Regions from separate parts of the Homo sapiens genome. Here region 2 is linked to region 1. Evidence: read pairs that join two places in POLR2A ChIA-PET (ENCODE). Cell type or tissue: HepG2. All regions are shown on one strand. Each heading gives the region's core, and the rest is flanking DNA. Links, peaks and the distances in the headings are about the cores only. Region 1 overlaps FCHSD2 (FCH and double SH3 domains 2). Region 2 overlaps IUR1 (imatinib upregulated ABL suppressing lncRNA 1).

Evidence for each region. Peaks named below come from ENCODE experiments on the same cell type or tissue, not always from the same donor. Only the 100,000 strongest peaks of a DNase experiment are listed, where the experiment ranks them.
Region 2: POLR2A ChIA-PET joins it to region 1 with 5 read pairs; 4 of 35 experiments call an interaction of 5 or more read pairs at or near these places.

What each region holds. Positions count from the first base shown.
Region 1 is chr11:73,055,734-73,062,431 of GRCh38, reverse strand. All of the region lies in intron 3 of FCHSD2 (FCH and double SH3 domains 2), which reads left to right. Among named protein-coding and RNA genes, the nearest start is that of FCHSD2, 83 kb to the left of the region's middle. In HepG2, for the core only: no CTCF peak of the experiment used is centred there; a DNase peak (open chromatin) is centred at 3,261.
Region 2 is chr11:73,155,325-73,162,022 of GRCh38, reverse strand. It overlaps IUR1 (imatinib upregulated ABL suppressing lncRNA 1), which reads left to right. Exons shown (of 4, transcript XR_950294.3): 4 at 4,010-6,243. Among named protein-coding and RNA genes, the nearest start is that of FCHSD2, 16 kb to the right of the region's middle. RefSeq lists enhancers at 4,177-4,356, 4,507-4,646, 4,657-4,706, 5,197-5,286. In HepG2, for the core only: a CTCF peak has its summit at 4,213; DNase peaks (open chromatin) are centred at 3,462 and 4,282; H3K4me3 peaks cover 1,480 bases.

The sequences.
Region 1 (6,698 bases), core at 1,188-6,187:
CTCCATCCAGTTTTGTTCCCTTGCTGGTGAGGAATTGTGATCCTTTGGAGGAGAAGAGGCATTTTGGCTTTTGGAATTTTCAGCCTTTTTGCACTGCTTTCTCCCCATCTTTGTGGATTTGTGTACCTTTGGTCTTTGATGTTGGTGACCTTCCATTGGTGTGTTTGAGTGCACATGCTATTCCTTTCTGTTTGTTAGTTTTCCTTCTGACAGGCCCCTCTGCTGCAGGTCTGCTGAAGTTTGCTGGAGGTCCACTCCTGACCCTGTTTGCCTGGGTATCATCAGCAGAGGCTGCAGAACATCAAAGATTGCTGCCGATCTTTCCTCTGAAAGCTTCGTCCCAGACAGGCACCTGCCAGATGCCAGTCAGAGCTCTCCTGTATGAGGTGTCTGTTGGCCCCTACTGGGAGGTGTCTCCCAGTCAGGAGGAACAGGGGTCAGGGACCCACTTGAGGAGGCAGTCTGACCCTTCACAGAGCTCGAACACAGTGCTGGGAGGTCCACTACTCTCTTCAGAGCCACCAGGCAGGGATGTTTAAGTCTGCTGAAGCTGTGCCCACAGCTGCCCCTTTCCCCAAGTGCTCTGTCCCAGGGAGATGGGGGTTTTATCTGTAAGCCCCTGACTGGGGCTGCTGCCTTTTTTTCAGAGATACCCTGTCCAGAGAAGGGAAATCTGGCAGTCTGGCCACAGCAGCCTTGCTGAGCTGCAGTGGGCTCCACCCAGTTCGAACTTCCCAGAGGCTTTGTTTATACTGTGAGCATAAAACCACCCTACTCAAGCCTCAGCAATGGCGGACGTCTCTCCCCACACCAAGCTCGAGCGTCCCAGGTCGATCTCAGACTGCTGCTGTGCTGGCAGTGAGAATTTCAAGCCAGTGGATCTTAGTTTGCTGGGCTCCGTGGGGGTGGGACCCGCAGACCCATACCACTTGGCTCCCTGGCTTCAGCACCCCTTTCCAGGGGAAGTGAATCGTTCTGTCTCACTGGTATTCCCGGTGCCACTGGGGTATGGAAAAAAAGAATTCCTGCAGCTAGTTTGGTGTTTGCCCAAATGGCCACCCAGGTTTGTACTTGAAACCCAGGGCTCTGGTGGGGTAGGCACTGGAGGGAATCTCCTGGTCTGCAGTTTGCGAAAACCATGCGACAAGCACAGTATCTGTTCCAGAGTTCTTCAGGCTCAGTCCCTCATGGCTTCCCCTGGGTAGGGGGAAACATTCCCTGACCCTTTGTGCTTCCCAGGTGAGGTGACCCCCCACCCTGCTTCGGCTCGCCTTCCATGGGCTGCACCCACTGTCCAACCAGTCCCAATGAGATGAACCAGGTACCTCAGTTGGACATGCAGAAATCATCTGCCTTCTGCGAGGATCTTGCTGGGAGCTGCAGACCAGAGCTGTTCCTATTTGGCCATCTTGCCAGCAATCCTTGCCTGTTTTCTTTTGCTTCTATTTATCAACAGTTCTATATAAGTTCTTGTTCCTGGCAGCTGTTGGTAGCATTTTTTCAGCCTTCCTTCATGAACACGGGAATCTCACTATAGTGCCTGGTTTCAAGCTATGAACCTGGCTCCTGATCCCTGTCCCACTGTGAGCCCTTTTAGTTTCCTTTACTTTGCAGGAGCCAAACTCTCCATTGCCTTCTTCTTAACCTAGAGTTTTGTGTATTTCTAACTTCAATCTTGCCCACAGCTTTGCTTTTCTGGCCCAGGGGAAATAGTTATCTTATTTTCATGCCCATTTTTGTCTTATAGTTTTTTCCTTTTTATTTTTTAAATCTCTCATTCATAAGTGTTTTCAGTGGGATGAGTGGACAATCCATCAAAGCATGAAATAATTACATGGTCTTCATGCAAAGTCTTTCTTAGATAGCCTTTATGGCTCCTTCTGGCTCTGACATTGTATGATATACTATTGATTATTTCCCCTGGAAAACTTTCTCACTGTAATGTGTTCCTTCATTGCCTGTGAGAAGGAGCACAAGACAAATAAAACTTTTTTTTTATCCTGGTATTTTTCCAGGCTCCTGGTATTAGAATGTTTGAAATGAAATTATACAAAATGTCTTCAGATAAATTATGAGTTCTTGGGAAATTATGTTTGAATTTGCTGGTGACAGATAATAATAATAAATAGGTAGAAATGAAGATATGAATAATGCTTCAATTTCCTAAATGCCAAAATATGGTACAATTAGACATTTGTTTAAACTTCCTTGAATGGGTGTTACTTTCCTGAGGTTTAACTTTAAATTAGTGGCTGCATTTGCATTCATTCAATGAATCTATTGGGTGACTAACTCCTTATACAGTAACAGAGTCACAGAGGTTAAGGCTAGGCTTCTAGAGGTGTTAGTCATCTCTGATAGCAGTGTATCCTACCTGCTTTTAAAAAGAACATTTTAGTAAGGATAGGAGGTATACGTTAGAGGAATATATAATTTGCTTTGTTTGTAACAGGAATACCTGAGAATGTACTGATGACCATGTAAACAAGGTACAGTTTAGGGTAGAATTTCTGCAGATATAAGCAAAGTTTTGGTACAACAAATGGTTAATTTATCAAGTCTTCTATTAGTCAAGGATTGTTTGAGAGTATGCTAAAACTGTTGTCTGTTCCTTAACCGTGGGTTTTCATTGTCTTGGGATGAGAATCCATGCTTTCAGATTGCCAGAATTCTGGAAGTGTTCACAGCTAGGGGAAAAAAAGAAAAAAAAAGAAAGAAAACCTCACAGAAAATTTTTAGTAAAATTCATTATTAGCCGGTTTCTCAGGACTTCATTTGGTACCAGGATACATAAAACTTGAATTTTCATAGACTAATTTTGCTTTTCCTCTTACCATGGAAAGAAGATTAGAAGTATTGGTTGACCTTCAGCAAAATAAACTTAGTACAAGGCAGAAGAAGTTAGAGTGAAGGGTAGGGAGCATTCCTCGTTTTTAGGGATAGTCACATCTGACATTTATGTTTATGATTTATGAACTCTTTGAAGTGCAGTCTGATGGCTAACACTTATCTGACACAATGTTTTCTTTAGCCCGTCCTACAACTTCTTAATCCTAGAAAACCTAGAAATTAATTTTTAAAATTCCTTTTTTAAAAAGGAAACAACTTTATAGTGTAAAAATCCTTTTCTGGTATGGGGGTTAAAAAAAAAACCCACGGAGGGTAAATAAACCGTAGTTCACACAGTGTAATGTAAAGTCTTCAGCCATTGTCAATAGACTCTGTATTTTGAAATCATTTTGCTTTCATCCCAAATGGTTGACTTTTCAGTATTTGAGCTAGACTTACCTTATGAATTATAGTGTGCATTCTCACTGAAAGTAGTCTCATTTTCTTGTTTACATTTATATCCATGTTTGTTGAATTGAGTACAGTTCAACAATGGTATTTCTTAGCTTAGCTTAAAAACTAAAATGGGATGATTCATTGAGTCTATTTCACCTTATGTTATAGAGGCTAGCCTATCAATGTAAGGACTGTGGAAACTCATATGCAATTATATTTCTGGTTGGTAAGTGATCCAAAAAAGATGTAAAAGATTATTTATCCCGTTAGAAAATGAAAGTCTAGGTGGGATGGCTCACACGTGTAATCCCAGCACTTTGGGATGCTGAGGCAGGCGGATCACCTGAGGTCAGAAGTTCAAGACCAGCCTGGCCAACATGGTAAAACCCCATCTCGACTAAAAATTCAAAAATTAGCCAGGTACTCGGGAGGCTGAGGCAGGAGAATTGCTTGAACCTGGGAGGCAGAGGTTGCAGTGAGCTGAGATCACACCACTGAACTCCAGCCTGGGCGACAGAGCAAGACTCTGTCTTAAAAAAAAAAAAAAAAGGAAAATGAAATAAACCTAAAAAACAAGTAATCATTATCAGAGAATGATTATATAGCCAAGAAGTTTTGTTAAAAATAAAGATCTTGAAGCCTTTCCCTAATTTAACTATGTATCTTTCTATCATGTGTTATACTAGTAGTATTCAAATCAAGAAGTTAGTCAGTTTGTTGTTTAGATAATTGATGGGCAAATTGTGATGACATCTAGCCATACCATGTCACACTGAGTATGTTACAACTGGAATTGTCCTTTGTTGTTAGAATATTGGTATATATACTATACCATTTAATGTCTGATTTTCATAGCTCTCTGTGCTGTAATAACCTCAAGTGTTAATGCCAGGTTGCTGTAGCATCAGCCTGGCTGATTTTATGACATAAAACAATAATGGTCCAATACCTTTAAAGAATACAGAATTGGCCAGGCACAGTGGCTCACGCCTGTAATCCCAGCACTTTGGGAGGCTGAGGCAGGCGGAGCACGAGGTCAGGAGATCGAGACCATCCTGGCTAACACGGTGAAACCCTGTCTCTACTAAAAATACAAAAAATTAGCCAGGCGTGGTCGTGGGCGCCTGTAGTCCCAGCTACTCGGGAAGCTGAGGCAGGAGGATGGCGTGAACCCGGGAGGCGGAGCTTGCAGTGAGCCAAGATCGTGCCACTGCACTCCAGCCTGGGCGACAGAGCGAGACTCTGTCTCAAAAAAAAAAAAAAAAAGAATACCGAATTGGCAGTCCTGGAGGCTTATGTGTCCCAGGCTCCTCTTAGATCCCTCAAGAACTGAGGGGAACTCATTCCCTGTATAGCTGTGGGGCGCAATACATTGTTTGGGAAGCTCTGATTTAAAGGGTTAGGGACTGAGCTTGATTAATAGATGTACAGAACACTTTGAGAATAAGGGTTTTGTTGATGATGAATAAACTGGGAGTCTTGGCATATCTCGTGGTGACTGATGTTGAAAGGGAAATGGAGCCTAATGGAATAGTCCTGATGGCCACCTAGAAGGAGGTAGAATATTCCTTATATAGATGTTTTCTCCTCCCTCCCTCCCTTCCTCTCTTCTTCCCTTCTGTCCTTTCCATTCACCTATATCCTTTTTAATATAGTTTTCTGGAGAAGGCCTACCTCTGTTGGCTGTGAGGGCAGGAAGCAGACAAGTAAGCTGGGAACCCCCATAATTACCACAGTAAGGAAATCCTGGTGGAATGCTTTAAGTTTCTCTTCTGAAGGAGATTACCTGGCTGTTTTTTTTCTTCCTTGTGATTCTTTAGCTTCTGTTTTGCTTCTCCTAGTGGCCTCAGTGCCCATGCTTCGAACCTGTGTACTGTGTCCTAGGTACTATGCCGGTCACTTAAAGACATGATTTCATTTAATCTTTAATTGTGGGGTATTCATTTGTTTACTACAAAGGTCCTTCTGCATTTTCCTAGGTTGTTTCCTTATGTACTTCACGATGCAAATCAATTGTCAACCTATGGATTTTATTTATTTATTTTATTTTATTTTTTAGTTTTTGAGTCGGAGTCTTGCTCTGTCGCCCAGGCTAGAGTGCAGTGGTGTGATCTCGGCTCACTGCAAGCTCCGCCTCCTGGGTTCACGCCATTCTCCTGCCTCAGTTTCCCAAGTAGCTGGGACTACAGGCGCCTGCCACCATGCCCGGCTAATTTTTTTGTATTTTTAGTAGAGATGGGGTTTCACTGTGTTAGCCAGGATGGTCTCAATCTCCTGACCCTGTGATCCACCCACCTTGGCCTCCCAAAGTGCTGGGATTACAGGCGTGAGCCACCGCGCCCGGCCTTGTCAATCTATGGATTTTATTCCCTCATCTGTTGCTGCTCAGTCTGAATTTGATGGCTCTCATGTGCTCTCCTGTAGTACCTTTTGTTTCTGTCATATGACTTATTGTTCTGTTATGCTCTCTTCTCTACCTATTTTGCATAGTCTCTGGTATGTGTTAAATGCATGGTGAATGTTTATTTAATGAATGAATGAATGAGGAAATATAGTTTCAAGTTCTGAGAATGATAATAAATCCTTAGGTGAAATTTACCCCATTTGAAAGATTAAATTGATTCATTTTAGCAAAGTTGAAGAGACAAATGTACCTAAACAGTCCTTTTTCATTGTGAACATGTATGACTTTTAGAATCTAGGGAGACAAAAAATAATTTTTAAAAAGATTACATTTTGGGGGTATGAGCAGTGTTCTTTACTAATACCGGTATTCCCTAGCAGTAAAAAATAACTCCTGTACATCAATTAGCAATTTGTTTGCATCAAAGAGATTTTAAAGATGGAGACCATCTCTTTACTTTAGGCACAGTTGCACAGGACCCCTACCTTGGCTCGTAAGCCCAGAAACTCAATTTCAGTTTACCCAGAAGACATGTCCTGATAAAACTAACAAGACGCTTAACCTATTAATGTATAATGGACATCTGCTGGTCCAGATAAGTAAGACACTTAGGGAAGCAAGGTTGTAGGTCAAAGATAGTAAGCATTTAATTTGAACTGAGAGAATGAGTTTAGTTTTTTTTATGGGGTGGGGCTTGTGATCAGATTTTTTTTATTGTGGTAAAATATACATAACATAAAATTTATCATTTTAACTATTTTTAAGGGTAAAATTCATTGGCATTCACAGTGTTGTGCAACTATCACCACTATTTCCAGAACATTTTCATCAACCCAAATAGATATTCTGTAATCATTAAGCAGTAATTCCCCTTTGTCTCCTCCCACAGCCCCTGAATCTACTTTCTGTTTCTATAAATTTGCCTAGTCTAGATACTTCATATAAATGGAATCACGATGTTTGTCCTTTTGGACTTCAGTATTCTTAAAGGATATTTCTGCTTTTCTAC
Region 2 (6,698 bases), core at 670-5,669, 100 kb before region 1:
TGTTGTTGTTGTTGTATAGACAGGAGTCTGCTTAGGCTGGTCTCGAACTCCTGAGCTAAAGCAATCCTCTGCCTTGGACTCCCAAAGCATTGGGATTACAGGCACGAACCACTGCACCTGGTCAAATATGTTTTTTGAAAAAAAATCTCCAGGCCAACCACAATGAGATACCACTTCACACCCATTATGATGGATATAACTTTTTGTTAAAAGGAAAATTACAAGTGTTTGCAAGGATGTAGGAAAATTGGAACCCTAGTGCACTGCTCATAGAAATGTAAAATGGTGTAACCACTGTGGAAAACAGTTTGTTGGTTCCTTTAGAAGTGAAACATTGAGCTACCAAGTTGATCCAGCAATTTCCCTTCTAGGTCTATATCCCCCAAAATGGAAAGCAGAGACTTAAGCAGATACTTATATACCAATGTTCACAGCAGGATTATTCTCAATAGCCAAAAAGTGGAAATAACCCAATTGTCCATCAACAGATGAATGGCTAAACAAAATGTATACCCATAAGGTGAAATATTATTCAACTTTTAAAAAGGAATGCAGTACTGACACATGTACAACATGGATGAATCCTGAAAACATTATGAAAGAAGCCAGATACACACAAAAAACAAGTATTGTATGATCCCACTTATATGAGGTACCTAGAAAAGGCAAATTCATAGACCAAAAGCAGAATAAGAGGATTATCAGGGGTAGGAGGAAGGGGAATGGGGAGTTAATGTTTAATAATTACAGAGTTTCTGTTTGGGATGATGAAAAGCTTTGGAAATGGGCTGGGCGCAGTGGCTTACACCTGTAATCCCACCACTTTGGGAGGCTGAGGAGGGCAGATCACCTGAAGTCAGGAGTTCAAGACCAGCTTGACCAACATGGTGAAACCCATCTCTACAAAAATACAAAAAAATTAGAGGGGCATGATGGCGGGTGCCTGTAATTCCAGCTACTCAGGAGGCTGAGGCAGAAGAATTGCTTGAACCTGGGAGGCGGAGGTTGCAGTGAGCCATCATGCCATTGCACTCCAGCCTGTGCAACTGAGCAAGACTCCGTCTCAAAAAAAAAAGCTTTGGAAATGGATAGTGGAGCACAACATTGTGTATGTACTTAATGACACTGCATTGTACATCATTGTACATCTAAAATAGTTAAAATTGTAATTTTTATATTCCGCGTATATTTTTATCACATACACACAATGCCCATGCCACCTTTCTCTGCCTCAAGCAGAGGCAAAGCTTTCCATGGAGCTTTCTCCCTCCTTGGCCGAGCAGTTAGATGGGACGAGAGACACGGGAGCACCCAGCCAGCACCTGCACACAGGAGCAGTCTCTTCCACTTCATCTGCCTACAGACTGTCCTGACCAGACGAGCCCTTAGTGTTTACAGAGTCCACCTCTTCATCGTACAGACGGGAGTGTGATATGCCCAAAGTCATATACTTTGGTGACTCACTGCCCCATGCTCTCTCTCTCCTGGGCTGGTATGCTGGGAACAGACAACTTTGGGGCTAGGCAGGGTTTCTCTGGGAGGTGATGACATATGACCTCTGGCCTCTGAAGGCTCCTCAACTGGGCTAGGGTGGGGACCAGGATACTGAGAGCTAGGATGGTCTCACACCCAGATGAAGACATAGCCACCTCCACCTAGATGTGATGGGGACACCCCACCTACTCCCCAAGCATTTCCTTAGTCCCATTCCTCCCTCCCATCCTGCCCTGTCCTCCCATGTGACATCACTCCTCTGGCCTGTGTCCCCACAAGACTCCGTAGGGTAGAGAACGACAAGATAGGACAAACTGATAGGCCTGGATGTAGGGTGCCCAGATTAGTTTATCTGTTCAGCAAACTGTCCTTTGCAGGAAAAGCCTGCCCCCGGTGCTGCTGAGCATCGACTTGGAGGGCAGGCATGTCTGAGCCCTGAGGTCAGGAGAAAACTTCCTACTACTCCAGGTGCTTTTCCAGGTCTAGAATTTCTTGGCCAAGGGACAGAGCTTCAAATCATTTCCCAGCAAAGCGAGAAAGATGTCATGTCCACAATGTCTGAATTAACAAAGGCAGCTGGGAGCCAGGAGGGAGAGATCAACAGAAAACAGTTAAGATGGATCAGTGCAGGGACAGAGGATAGTACAGATGGCAGGTTGGATAAAGGTCCTGAGCCTGCCTGGAATGGGGGATCTGGGAGAGCTTCCTGACAGAGGGAACTCCTAATCTGAATTCTAGGTAATCTATAGGAGTTAGGCAGGCCCAAAGGATGGGAGCTGAGGAAGGTCTAGTCAGTGGGGTTGTTCTGGCATTGACTGGGGGCCCTGTTCCCTGAGACCCCAGTGTGAGCTGGAATGGGGGAGGGGGTTATAGGAGAAGGTTGCTCTAGGTTCCTGGCAGCGCTATGGGGTAGGAGGGTGGATGGCTGACAGTGAATCTTAGAGGAGAATCCCACACAGGTGAGGGGTGGGTTCCCTGATCCCCCACTATCCTGGGAGGAGCCCTCCTGGCCTGGGGAGGTAGGTCTCAGCTGACAGCCTGGCTGGGTGTAAGTACTCTCTTTGGCCTGGTGGCTTTCTTCCTGATGACCTTCAATCCCACTCAGGCCACCCCCTTTACATCTGCCTGACACCCGCCCTCCTGGAGGCTCTACTTTTCAACCCAGGAGCCCCCGGCAGCACTGGGCCTCAGTGGGGATGGTGTGGGGGTGTGGGGTGGGCAGGGGTGGCTGTGAGAGGGCAGCTCAATCACAATTTGGAATCCTGGCATGTGAGAGCCCAAAGGGACCATAGGGATAGTCTAACTCAAACTTCCCATTTTACAAATGAATACACTGAGATCTAGAACAAGACACAGATAGGGAATTGTCTGTGGCTATTCAGTGAGTTAGAAGCAGAGACAAAATTAGAACCCAGGCCTCTGATCCCAACTGAGATCCTTCTTTCTCTACCCAGGATCTTACAGGAAGGAAATAAGCATTTTAGCTAGAGCAATGAGTCTCAAACTTGATTAAGTCAGCTTGAGACACTGCATTGATGTTAAATGTGGTTCCCTTAGATTCTTTGGAACTAGTCTGCTGATAAATCCGGATATGGACACTGACGCTTAGAGCAGCCTCTTTCATAAGATGCTGTGCATTCCAGTCAAGCCAGAATATTTTCATATGAATGTGTTTAGATTATCATTAAAGTGAACGTACAAAACTTAAAAAATTCAGGTAGCATATCTGCAGACATCCATGAATAAGGCTGGAAACTCATGAAACTGAAGAGCCCAGTTTGAGAAATCCTGGGCTGAAAGGCCAGTCAATCCTGGGGAGTGAGTGGGACAGATCGGGTTTAAGCTACAGTGTCAATTGTGATGGGGCCCAGTGTGGGGCTGGACTCCTGCCCTCTGCCCACTCCATGCCCTAGCCCTCTTCCTCTGATAGGCAGGCCTGGGAGCGTCCTTCCTGTGGTTTCAACCATCTGGGAATCTGCAGGTCGCGGATAGCTCAGAGCCGACCTGGGCTGGACCTGCCCCTCTGGACCTTGAGTCTTTATCTGTAATATGATAGTGTGGATTTGCCTGGAGGGATTGGAAGGGATAGGATGGGGAGAAGGAGACAGGGACAGAGCTGTCAGTGCAAACTGGGCATTTTTTTCTGGTAGTTGATAAGTCAGCAGCTGAAAAGATAATCTTACCTTGTATTCCACTTCTGAGATGTTATCTTTCAGAAATCACGCTAAAGGAAAAGGCATGGCTCTAGAAAGGACTGATAATCACAACTTAGTTATACCCAGAGCTGGTCCCCTAGCTGGGCAGCTTACATTTTTGTTCATAGATAATCAGCTGGCCCTTGTGGCAATCCTGGGAGATGGGGACCCTCTGAGCTCCCTCAGGCCCATACTTCTTCTTCTTCCAAAGTGATCTCAAGGTGTTATCACTGTCTGTGTTCCCATCTTCCCACCACCCCCCCCAACCCAACAGATCTGAGCCCCTCCAGGGTTGCCTCCTTTCTATTCTGTATCCTTAGGGCCCAGCAGCTCACCTGGACCACGGAAAGCACAGAAAGAACTGGCTGAATGAATCAAGAGATCAAGTGTTCTCCCTGAGGCCCTGTAACAGCTCTGCAGCTGACTGCCCAGAAGGAAGCAGAAGTGAGTGACAAGTTGGGGGAACCAGAGCTTGCACACCATAGGCCTGAACACTAGCCTCTGGGGAAAGGCAAGTCCAGCTGACCTTGGTGAAGTTAGGACCCGGGCCGAGGCCACCTCTTCTGGTTCACCCTCTGCTGGCCTCCCAGCTTCTTTGGCTCAGCAACACCCAGGATTCCAGGCATGTTTGCCTCTGGCCTTCTAAAAATACCCAGGCCACCCAGCACCTCCCAGATGTCTGAGCGCTGAGTCTGTGATTTCCCTGCCGGTAATGGGACAGCCCCGGGGTGGGCAGGCGGGGGTGGCTCGAGCAGCTCAAGCCACTTCCTCTGCCTCCCATCCCCTAGCCTACCAGAAGCTGGACCCAGCCCTGCCTCCCAATCCTTGCAAGGCAAAGGAGGGTAGAGGCTAGCAGACCTCAGAGATTGTTGACTCCAGTCTCTTCTTGGGACAGATGGGAGATCTGAAGTCTAAGGATTGCTCATGGCACTTGTGCCATTAAGGTCCTCCTCACCCCACTCCCCAGCACTGTGTTCATGCCTGCTGCTGTCTCACTTCCCACATGCTACTTGGAGTCTAGGTCTTGGAGCCCAACCTGACTTCCTCCATGCAGCTGAAAGCTCCTGACAGCAGTGAAGGGGAGGATCCCTGTGGTCTCCATGGTGCCTGGAAGAGTGTCCAATCCAGAGCACACCATCAGTAAACGTAGATTGGATTGAACAATGTAGTGGCAGCTGGGGCAATGGGTGGAGCACTGGGCTGGAGGACAAAGCCTCTGAATTCTATCTAGCCCAGGGTCAGCCACTGTGATACTATGCATCCTCATCAATTGCCCTGGACAAACCTGTTTCTCCTGGGCTGGATAGGATGGTGTCTAAGGACTGAGCCAGCTCTGCTGATATGAAGCTGCAAGCTGATGCCCTGCTGGATATTCCTGTCCCTTCTCTGCTCTACTGTATGTCTGGGAGAGATGGCACAACCTGTAGGTTCCATCAGCTCCAGGTTCTCAGCTTCTGCTCCTCCCTCCGTGCTTCTGAACATTCCACCTCTGGTCCTAGCCCCTGAGGCCCAGCTCTTCCAATAGTGCCACTTCCACCTCTGCTGCTGGGTACACAGGGGTGAATGCATACCTACCTCGCTCACTAATCATGTGACCTTGGGTAAGGCATTGCCCTTTTCTGGGCTTCAGTTTTATCATATCTAAAAGGGAATAATAAGGCCTACCTTAAAGGAGTGCTATGAGGATGTAGGAGATTCCATAGCTCAGATGTCAGGTTATATATCACCTCCTGCAGAAAGTCTCCCCTGTCCTCCCAAGGATGGCTCAGATAGCATTTGTTGCTGGCTCTTCAGTTCTGACCTTCCCATGTTCACACTATGTGGTCATTGGCTCTCTATGCATCCATCCCCCACCAAGCTGTGGGCTCCTCAAGGCCAGGAGTCTCCAGGACCCAGTACAGGACCTTTACAGATGAAGTGCCTGGGAACGTTTTTTGACAGACACAGTGGGTGAGTAAAGCCTGAGAGAAAGGCAAGGGGTTGTGCAGAAGTCTGGGAGTCTGAGTAAGAAGTGGCCTGACTGACAGGGCAAGTTCTGGTGGTATGAATATTGACAGCTGCTTGGAGCCCTTCCCCCATTTCCCTGCTTGGTAAATTCATCCTTCAAGATCCCAGGAGAGCATCTCCTTCCCTGAGAAACCTGATCACTCTCCCCTCTACCACATTACACACTCCACTGTAGGTGTTCTTTACACACCTGTCTCCCTTCTCAGATGTGAGTTCCCTGAAGGCAAGACCCTGTTGGATCTCACAGCACCAAGCACTAGATCTGGCATGAGTTAGTCAAGGTTTTGGAGCAGAAGAATGGATGGAGGAAATAATTTCTGAATCGAACTTGGAATTGAACTGCCTGAACTTTAATGCCCTTTCCAGCCTTAGGGATGATAATGAATTACCAAAGTGAGAAAAATGGAGGCGCAAGCTGTTGTCATCCTTCCAGAGGCACCCTCCAAGTGTGTGTGGGTGAAATGTGAGCTGGAGAGAGGATTGACAAAGAGCAGTGAAAACATATTCCTGGACCCCATTCTTTTTTTTTTTTTTTTTTTTTTTGAGATGGAATTTCCCTCTTGTCATCCAGGCTGAAGTGCAATAGCTCAATCTCGGCTCACTGCAACCTCCACCTCCCAGGTTCAAGCGATTCTCCTGCCTCAGCCTCCCGAGTAGCTGGGATTACAGACACACACCACCACGCCCAGCTATTTTTTGTATTTTTAGTAGAGATGGGGTTTCACCATGTTGGCCAGGCTGGTCTCGAACTCCTGACCTCAGGTGATCCACCTGCCTCGGCCTCCCAAAGTGCTGGGATTACAGGCATGAGCCACTGTGCCTGGCCTGAACCCCATTTTTATCTCTGGATTTTTCTCTCTGTTGAAGAATTGCTGCAGAAACCATATTCTAAGTATAAAAGGCCTTTAGATACCTAAGATGATCCCCAGAACCTTGATGTGAATCCATTTACTCATACTTTACATTCTCACTTTACACTTTGAGCATGAAGCCCATGGTGAT